2 separate regions of the Homo sapiens genome follow, and region 2 is linked to region 1. A link is an interaction called in ENCODE POLR2A ChIA-PET data of the cell type or tissue named here. Cell type or tissue: K562. All regions are shown on one strand. Region 1 overlaps GFPT1 (glutamine--fructose-6-phosphate transaminase 1). Region 2 overlaps AAK1 (AP2 associated kinase 1).

Region 1 (5,000 bases):
ACAGACTGTTAAACCTTACTGAAAAGAAAACTGACTCGTCAAATTATTAAAATTCCTATGTCTGGTTGCATTTATGTCCTTATGAATACTAAATTTTATTTTTATATATTTTATCATTTGACAGCTGCAATATTTTGGGACCCTAAACATTGTAACTTATCAGTGATAAGTGTTCAAATTCATTCTCTAAACTTAAAACTTCTGAATCAAAATCTACCTACAATGTCACTTAAACTCTAAATTTTATTTTTCTTATAATGCTAGTCACAAATTAATTCATCACCATCATTAAAAATTCAAAGTAGGCCAGGAGCAGTGGCTCACATCTGTAATCCCAGCACTGTGGGAAGAGAGGCAGAGGTTACTTGAGCTCAGGAGTTCGAAACCAGCCAGGGCAACATACCAAGACCCTGTCTCTATTAAAATTTGAAATAAATAAATAAATATTAAAACTATACAGATGCTACAGAATTGTGAAAATCTCTCCTTTCTGTCTCCACACAGGTTCCAACCCCTTTCTCAGAGATAACTACTGTTATTCCCATACACACACTCCCAGTCCTTCAGCTATAAATTTTTCTACAGGCCAGGCACAGTAGCAGATACCTGTAATCCCAGCACTTTCGTAGGCCAAGGCGGGAGGATCATGGGCAGGAGTTTGAGATCAGCCTGGGCAATACAGGGAGACCCTGCCTCTACCAAAAATAAAAAATTAGGCATGGTGGTGCATGCCTGTAGTCCCAGATACTTGGAAGGCTGAGGTGAGAGAATCACTTGAGCCCAGGGGTTCAAGGTTGCAGTGAACTAGTCAATATTATAATTATGGAATCACATTCTACATTTAAGATTTCTTTAAAATTAAGTATTATTTGAGATACATTTTCTTTTTTCTTTTCACCAGGGGTCTGCTCTGTCGCCCAGGCTGGAGTACAGTGGCACAATCCCAGCTCATTAAAACCACCACCTCCTGGACTCAAGTGATCCCCTCATCTCAGCCTCCCAAGTAGCTGGGACCACAGGCACATGCTAATGTGCCTGTAATTTATTTATTTATTTACTTATTTATTTTTAATTTTTGAGATGGAGTTTTGCTCTTGTCGCCAAGGCTGGAGTATAGTGATGCGATCTTGGCTCACTGCAACCTGTCTCCCAGGTTCAAGCAATTCTCCTGCCTCAGCCTCTGGAGTAGCTGGGATTACAGACGTAAGCTACCACGCCCAGTTATTTTTTTATTTCTTGTAGAAATGAGGTCTTACTACATTGCCCAGGCTGGTCTCGAACTCCTGGACTCAAGCGATCCTCTTGTTTCGGCCTCCCAAAGTGCTGGGATTACAGGCATGAGCCAATGCATCCAGCCAAGGTACATCTTCTACAATCCTAAAAGCACATATAAAGGCCAGATGCCGTGGCTCACGCCTGTAATCCCAGCAATTTGGGAGGCTGAGGAGGGTGGATCACTTGAGGTCAGGAGTTCGAGATCAGCCTGGCCAACATGGTGAAACCCCGTCTCCATTAAAAATACAAAATTCCTAGCCAGGCATGGTGACGCGTGCCTGTCCCAGCTACTCAGGAGGCTGAGGCAGAAGAATCACTTGAGCCCAGGAGGTGGGGCAGAGGGTGAAGTGGGCCGAGATTGCGCCACTGCACTCCAGGCTGGGCGACACAGTGAGACTCTGTCTCAAAAAAATAAAAAATGTAAAAGTAAAATAAAATAAATCACACATACAAAAATAACATATGGAGTGAAACAATTAAGACTTTCAATTATTTGTGTGTTTAATTGGTTCATGTCTCCCCTACTTTACTGTAACTATTGCCACTAGAAGGGGCTCCATGACACGTCTCTTGCACATTTAACATTCTGGAGCTCAAATCACTAGTTAAGTCATGACATCTCTATACATTCCCTCACAGTCAACCTATGTCATCATCTTTCTTGAGAAAAAAAAGCATGTACTTCCTGCTCACAATCTTCAAATATTCCATCTCTCTCTCTTCTGACCATTCACATCAGACTACAATTTTTCATCATACTGCCAAGTCAAACCCTCTGGGTCCACTGTGCTCTGACTCCTAGTCTCTGAGCATCTCTACACTGAACTATGACAGCCAAGGAGAACTCATCTATCCTATCCATTTCGGTCCACTTTCGGATGGGCCCTCCGAACTGCTGACCAATCCTATTAATTCATCACTTGCTTAACTTTCAAACTTCTCCCAGATATTATTTTAGAGTCTAAGCTACATACTACTCTCAAATCCTCATTTTCTCTTCCCAGCTTCTTTTTCATTTTTGGTAGATTCTTACTTTATAGAATTAAAGTCTTTTTTTTTTTTAGACAGAGTCTCGTTCTGTCACCCAGGCTGGAGGGCAGTGGCGCTATCTCAGCTCACTGCAACCTCCACCTCCTGAGTTCAAGCGATTCTCCCGCCTCAGCCTCTTGAGCAGCAGCTGGGATTACAGGCGTGTGTTACCACGCCTGGCTAATTTTTGTATTTTTAGCAGTGACAGGGTTTCACCACGCTGGCCAGGCTGGTCTCGAACTCCTGACCTCAGGTGATCTGCCCGCCTCGGCCTCCCAAAGTGCTGGGATTATAGGCGTGAGCCACTGCGCCTGGCCAGAATTAAAGTCTTCATTTTCTTTTTTTGTTTTTAAAATATAGAGACAAGGTCTCAATATGCTGTCCGGGCTGGTATCAAACTCCAAGCCTCAAGTGATCCTCCCACCTCAGCCTCCCAAAATGCTGAGTTCACAAGCATGAGTCACTGCCCCTCACCCATCTTCTTTTCAACAGTTTAACAATATATAAATACTTCTCATCCTTCCTTGTAATCTCAAGAGAGACATATTACACATACTACTCTCTGAAGCTAGCCTCTCCCCTACTTGTAACTTTTTTTTTTTTTTTTAACAGTCCTGCTCTGTCACCCAGTACCCAGGCTGGAGTGCAGCAGCACAATCATAGCTCACTGCAGCCTCAAACTCCTGGACTCAATCCTCCCACCTCAGTCTTCTAAGTAGACTGGACTACAGGTATGCACCACCATGCCTGGCTAATTTTTTTTTTTTTAATAGAGATGGGATCTCACTATGTTGCCCGGGCTGATCTTGAACTCCTAGCGTCAAGCAATCCTCCTGCCTCAGCTTCCTGAGTGGCTGGGATTACAGGTGTAAGCCAAAACACTGGCTACTTATAACTCTTTTTTTTTTTTTTAATTGAGACAGAGTGTCACTCAGTCACCCAGGCTGGGGTACAGTGGCGTGTTCTCAGCTCACTGCAACCTTCACCTCCCAGGTCCAAGCACTTCTCCTCCCTTAGCCTCCCAAGTAGCTGGGATTACAGGTGCGTACCACAACAGCTGGCTAATTTTTGTATTTTTAGTAGAGATGGGGCTTCGCTATGTTGGCCAGGCTGGTCTCAAACTCCTGACCTCAAGTGATTCGCCCACCTCAGCCTCCCAAAATGCTGGTATTACCAGAGGGAACCCCACACTGGGCCTTACTCCTAACTCTTGATGAGTGTTTCTCCAACTTTGTAAATACAGAACTCTTTTGTTAACATCAAAATATTCTGAGGCTCCTTCACAACAATGGGTTAAATTTTTATTATTCAATGATCTAGAACAATCTTTATTCAACTTACAGACAAAGTTATAAGCATATGAATAAGCAATGAACACCCTGTAACAACTTCAGGGCTTGTAGGTCAGGAACCACAGCTCTAGAATTCAACTTCTCAACACTCCCAGGGGACCTCAATCCCAAAATCCTCTTCTTTTTCATATTACTTGCAGCCCTCCTCCTAAACACAAACTGAGACCCTTCTGCCTTGACATATGCAATTTCTCTAATAATTTCTTCATAACCATATCCAATTAACTTCTCTGCAGTATTACATATGAATGACCTTTTTCTACTTTTATAGACTCTGTTCAAGGCAATATACTACTTTGGAACTCTTCTGCCTTTAACCACTGTTCCTTGGTCTGTTTTCCTGGCACTTCTATTTCCTCCTTCATCTGGTAGTAGTTCTCAAACTATTTCCGCCTCCATTCACTGACGGTTAACATATGCCATTAATGATTACCTCTCACAGTATACTAATACTCTACAAGTTGAGTAAAAGTCCTGCCCCATCACCCAGAACATTCCTGAACCTAACACAGAAACCCAAACCCCAGAGCTCTCCAGTCTCTAAATTTCTACTCATTCTACTTGTGGTCTATGACATGGCAATGAACAAGGACTGTGTATTTTCACCTGAAGCTGTTGCATGTGCATTCATTTTCTTTCCTCTGATCAGGCAGCAATTTCTTGAAGGCAACTCTCTTATTTTAGTCATCTCTGCAAAGGGCAGAGTGCCAAGTATAAAGCCATCATTTCAAATACCTGCAAGTATCTTCTAACACTTTCTAGGCACCTGAAATATACGGTCAAAAAATTCTCAAACCACAGAAACAGAACACTATTTCACCGGATGCTAAAAAGGAATGAAGTAAAGAAAGGTTTCATAATTAAAGGTTTAAGAACTACCTGGTTAAAGTTAGGTATATATTTAGAACTTTCTGGAACCTTTAATCTTGCTAATTGTGAATCTCCAAGAGCAGAATTTCCCAAACTTGTGTTACAAAACCCTTTCCCGCCTTCTACTGCTCATTACCAGAACCTATTAACCTCCATTTCCAGGGGACAATTGAAGAAATGCTTATTAAGCAATTATTTTCTCTCACAACTTCTTCATATCCAGTATATGTAAGGATATGTTAATAGTACTGGTTTTATGACCAATCCTAGCAGCCAATCTCAGCATCCCTCAATTATCTCCAAAGCCATTAGACAGTATAATTACAAAAAACTTTTGAAAAATTCATTTTAGGATACTTTAAAATTGCAAGTTCCTTTACTGCTTTTAAAAAGGATCTCATTTGCAAACATTCCATTTATTTATTTATTTATTTACTTATTTATTTATTTATTTTGAGACAGTCTCTCACTCTT
Region 2 (5,000 bases), 220 kb after region 1:
TGTGGGTAAAATGCTATCAAACAGGATCAAATACTCCAGACAACTCTTCCTCTTCTTCATGAAAGGAAGAGTTAATGGATGTGGAAAACTTCATTGTTGTCTTATTTTAAGAAACTGTCACAGTCACCCCAACTTTCAGCAACCACCCCCCTGGTCAGTCAGCAGTTATCAACATCAAGGCAAGACCCTCCACCAGCAAAAAGATTATGACTCACTGAAGGCTCAGATGATTGTTAGCCTATTTAGCAATAAAATATGTTTAAATTCAGGTATGTACATTTTTTAGACTTAACACTTAGTAGGCTTAAAACACTTAGTAGACTATAGTATAGTGTAAACATAACTTTTATATGCACTGGGAAACCAAAAAAGTTGTGTGACTCCCTTTACTGTGATATTTGCTTTATTGCAGTGGTCTGGAACAGAACCTGCAATAGCTAAAGTGTGCCCAAGTATACCACTGGGTGTTTTTAATATTTCTTCATATGACACACAGTTCTGGACTCTCTGACATACTAAAAACTACTTGTGTGACTCATACAACTGCAGCCTTAGCATAGATAGCATAGGCTGTGTAACTGGGCTCAGTAGAGAGTTGTCTGATAAGATAAGTCTGTAGCCAGAAGCGATGCTTGTTTATAGGTGATTCAGCACAGAGGCAGTTTATTGGGACTCCAATTGACAGCATCTTAGAGGCAAAGACAAAGGATCAAAGAGCCAAAGATAGAACAGAGCCATCGGCCAAAGCCCCAAGGGGCACTTATGACCAGAATAAACTGGGTGGACCCATCTTGAGCCCTGGGTGACCAAAATAGGAACCCAAAGGTTACAAGCTACAGCCAATCACTATTCTCAAGAGTATGACTAGATTTCAATTAACCTTTGCAAAGACAAAACCCAAAGACCATAGGTAGTGAGTTAAAAAAAAAAAAAATTGGCTTATCTGCCTAAACGGACTGAATGGTTCACTTTCTCTTGGCTTCATTTTAGCTCCAAGGGGTAGAGTCTATTCACTTTGCATGTCTCACTTTGTTGCTTCAGAAGGATGGACACTAGCATTAGTAAATGAAAGTTTGATAAGGAAGAGGATTTATATACAAAGTATCACCCTACAAAATACTTACTAATTACAAAGTGAAAAATAGTAACTTAACAGTGGAGAAGCCTGGCAGATACCAGTTAACTAGATGATTTAGGTTGGTTATCAGTGATGGGACAAGTAGGCATCAGGACCTCTTGTTATGATGCACCTAGAAAGACACACCATTGCAGTATCCCAGTCAAAAACACATACCTTAAATCTAAGCACAGGGAACATCAAAATCACTCAAATTAAGGAACATCCTATAAAGTAGAACTGGCCTGTAAACTAAAAATGTCAAGGTCATGAAAGACAATGTAAGATTAAGGAGCTGTTCCAGATTAAAAGAGATTTAAAAGACATGACAACTAAACACAATGTTTGATCCCAGATTAAATCCTGAACCGAAGGAAAATGTTTTTCTTTTGCTACAACGGGCACGACTGGGACAATTAGTAAAATCTGAATAAACAGATTAGATAACAGTTTATATCAAAGTTAATATCCTGATTGTGACATCTATACTTTGTTTTTTATTAGTTTAGTTTGTTTTTTTAAGGAAATATACACTAAAATGTTTATATTATATACTGTATATAATTATAAAGGGATATTATATATTATGTGGCTGACTTTCAAATAACTCAGAAAAATATGATAAAACAAATGTAGCAAAATATTAACCATCGGTGAATCTGGGTGAAGAGTATATGTGAATCTTGTGTATCATTTTTCTACTGTTTATGTAACTGAAATTATTTCAAAATGAAATTTTTAATTAAGAAAAGAAAAGGACAAGATGAGTGAAAAGTCCAGCCCCCTGAGGCGCTCCTGACCACAGAGACTCAGGGTTCCAAGGCTGGCCTTCCTCCTTTGATACTGCAGTGACAAACAGGATGAGCAAAGACTTCAGAGCTGTGCAGATCTGGGTTCCAATCATTGTGCCTCACATAAACTAAGCTCACTAAAAAAAGATGGTATTTATTATTTCAAATTTTTAAAAAGCAACAGAAAAATATGAAACGCTTCCTCATTTATTTTATGGAGCAAGTTAAGTACAGCCCTAATACCAAAACTCTGGCATTCAGTACAGGTGAAAAGAAAACTATGTATTATCCCATTTACAAATTACTAGTAAATTGAATCAGGCAGTACATTAAAAGAATAAGACACCATGGCAAAATCAAGTTGGTTCAAAAAAGTAAGGATGAATGGATGGAGGGATGGACAAATATCAAGAAATTCATTAAAATAATTTATCAGTTATGGAAGTCAAAAAAGATAAAGACTTAGAAATTCAATAAAGAGGCATTTTCAACATTTGAACATCTTTTCCTGATTTTTAAATGTTTATTTTTCCAGTGGGACTGTTTATAACTTTTCTGATTATAAAAGTAATCATGATTATTGTAAAAATTTCCAAGTAAGGCAAAAGTGGGTAGAATAGAGTTTCCTCACAGTCCATGACACTGTGGAGTCTTTCAAGCTTGTGAAAGCATCTTTACAAGTAGGTAGATCACGAGCCAGCACGCAAGAAACAGAGGAGAGAGAGAGAGAGAACCCTATTCTGAGAATAAAAGGCAATTCCTCTGTTAGCTTGTGGGCTCTCACAAAGCATACCACTGATAAAATGGAGTCACACTATCGCCTCCCTTTCCATGATCTTCCCCCTCCTGCCTAACCAGCCATCACTGCAGAAGGTCGCAAATCCACATGTGAGTCACTTCAGAGCAGCTCTCCTCACATGTAGGTTCTCACCACTCAGATACTATCCATCCTCAGCTATGAAGGGCTCTGTGTAGAAAGATAAGAGGGTAAAAAATAAAAAATTTTAAGAGAGAACATTTAGGTATACAATTTAAAAGATGGGGAAATTAGAGAATTAAGGAGATACTGTGCAGAATTAAAATCATCATCATCATCATCATCATCATCTGCTTTGCAGGCTACACAGCGTAAGGAGCATATTATTTAGAGAACATTTGTGTTTAAATTCTCTGGTGTTTCAGGAGTTGGCAGCAGGTTTTCAGAACTCAGACATCATTTGAGTCATGGACAGAATTGGAAACCTGATGCACTGATGCTGTTTTCTATCTGTGGCTGAAAAATGAGGTATTTTCCGATAATAAGAGATATAGAATCCAAGAGGAAGCATACCCACTTCCAGTTCCAAATAACTTTCCTTGCAAAAGGCAAAGATCCTTCTGAAACTCGGTTAGTTAGAGAGTCTGATCTCATCCCTTCAGAACAACCAGAGCTCAAGGCTGCAGTAACCTGACTCTCCAGTGTTATTTTGACCAACTTCATAGAAACAAAAGCTGCCTTTGATGCACCTCAATGCCTAGCCACCTCACCAGAGAATCAAATATTAAAAATTAATCAGGCTGGCCAGACACCATTCAATGTCAGGCAGCTTTACACAGGAGGTGGAGCTCTGGGGTGACGTAGAGTGAATGCTTATCTTTCGTGTTGTCATGAACTTCTGTGATTTAGCTCACTGCCTATTTCTTCTCCTGGTCATGTCTAATTCTGGGTGGGCAGCTCTGCAGAGGCTGAGCAGCCAAGCTTCCATGTGGCCTCATTGCTTTCATGCTTCTTCTCCTCTCCAACTGTTTCTCTCCTCCTCTAGGGCACGACACCTCCAAATGCTCATTGCTAACTCACCCTCTTACCTTCTTGCCCCACCATAGTATCAGTGGACAAAATCCACAAGCTCGCAAGGTTTAAAGTCATCACCTCTATTCTGAAGCAGACACTGAAGGAACATACGAGCTGACACAGGGGTGGGATTTCACAGGATGGAGAAGGAACAGAGGGACACTCCAGGCTGAGGCAGAGACTTTAAAAACATGCTGAGGATGACTGGGGAAGTGGCAAGCGGTCCAGTGGGGCTGCACCTTAGGGTCCAATACGTCTCTAGCTCTGGCACTGCTTCTCCCGGGTGCCACACCCCAACTGCACCCCAGCCTCTCTGCATGGAGTCCCTCAGATACCTCACACTAAACATACCCTAGCCAAAACCTTTCTCCTTCTAGACTCTAAATTTTGGCTAATGGAGCCACCATGCTTTCAGTCAAGCTGAAAACTTAAGTCACCTCAGACTCTTCCCTCTCTGTCTCAACACACAGTACTTCAACAATTTGCATCAATGCTTCTCCAAAATGCTCTTGAATCCATTCCCTACTCTCAATTCCTCCTAGCACTAATTTCAGCCTTATGTCTCACCCGGGCTTTTACAGAGCCCCAGCATGTGCCACACAAACTCCCACTCTTCCCTGGAGTCAGCCCAGTCCTTGTGTCACTATGAAGCCCTCCCTACCCCAGCAGTTTGTCCCCTTTTTCCTTGCTCTCACCTTGCTGTGTACCTACCTTTACTACTAAAAGCCAGCACACAGAATGATCACTACTTAAAACTTGTTTCCTCCATTCAACAACAAATTTCTCAAGGGTAGACACTGTGTTTTGTAACTTCTGAAAAAGATGCTTCCCAAGCATCTTACATGGTATCCGAACATAGCATTTCACAATGAAATCATGGTAAACTAGTGGAAACCCTAACCATTCTCCTTGCTCTGCCTTTTCCTTCTTATGCATTTTTTCTAACTTTTTATTTTGAATTAAGTATAGATTCACAGGAAGTTGCGAAAATAGTGCAGAGGAGATCCACGTACCCTTCATCCAGTTTCCCCCAATGGTGACATCTGACATAACTATGGTACAACGTCAAAACCAGGAAACTGACATTGGCACAATCCACAGACCTTATTCACTCCAGGCTGAGGCAGAGACTTAAAAAACATGCTGAGGATGTTTTACACCAGTTTTACATGCACTCATATGTATGTGTAGTTGTATGTAAATTTATAATGTGTAGATGTGTGTAACCACAACCACAGTCAGGATACAGAACTGTTCCATC

What was found. ChIA-PET counts read pairs that join two places held together with the same protein. Peaks named below come from ENCODE experiments on the same cell type or tissue, not always from the same donor. Only the 100,000 strongest peaks of a DNase experiment are listed, where the experiment ranks them.
Region 2: POLR2A ChIA-PET joins it to region 1 with 5 read pairs; 2 of 35 experiments call an interaction of 5 or more read pairs at or near these places.

Annotation. Positions count from the first base shown.
Region 1 is chr2:69,378,662-69,383,661 of GRCh38, forward strand. The region is part of intron 1 of GFPT1 (glutamine--fructose-6-phosphate transaminase 1); the gene reads right to left. Among named protein-coding and RNA genes, the nearest start is that of GFPT1, 6.1 kb to the right of the region's middle. RefSeq lists an enhancer at 2,810-2,859. In K562, no CTCF peak of the experiment used is centred here; a DNase peak (open chromatin) is centred at 2,840; H3K4me3 peaks cover 351 bases.
Region 2 is chr2:69,600,752-69,605,751 of GRCh38, forward strand. All of the region lies in intron 2 of AAK1 (AP2 associated kinase 1), which reads right to left. Among named protein-coding and RNA genes, the nearest start is that of AAK1, 40 kb to the right of the region's middle. In K562, no CTCF peak of the experiment used is centred here; DNase peaks (open chromatin) are centred at 580, 2,790 and 3,560.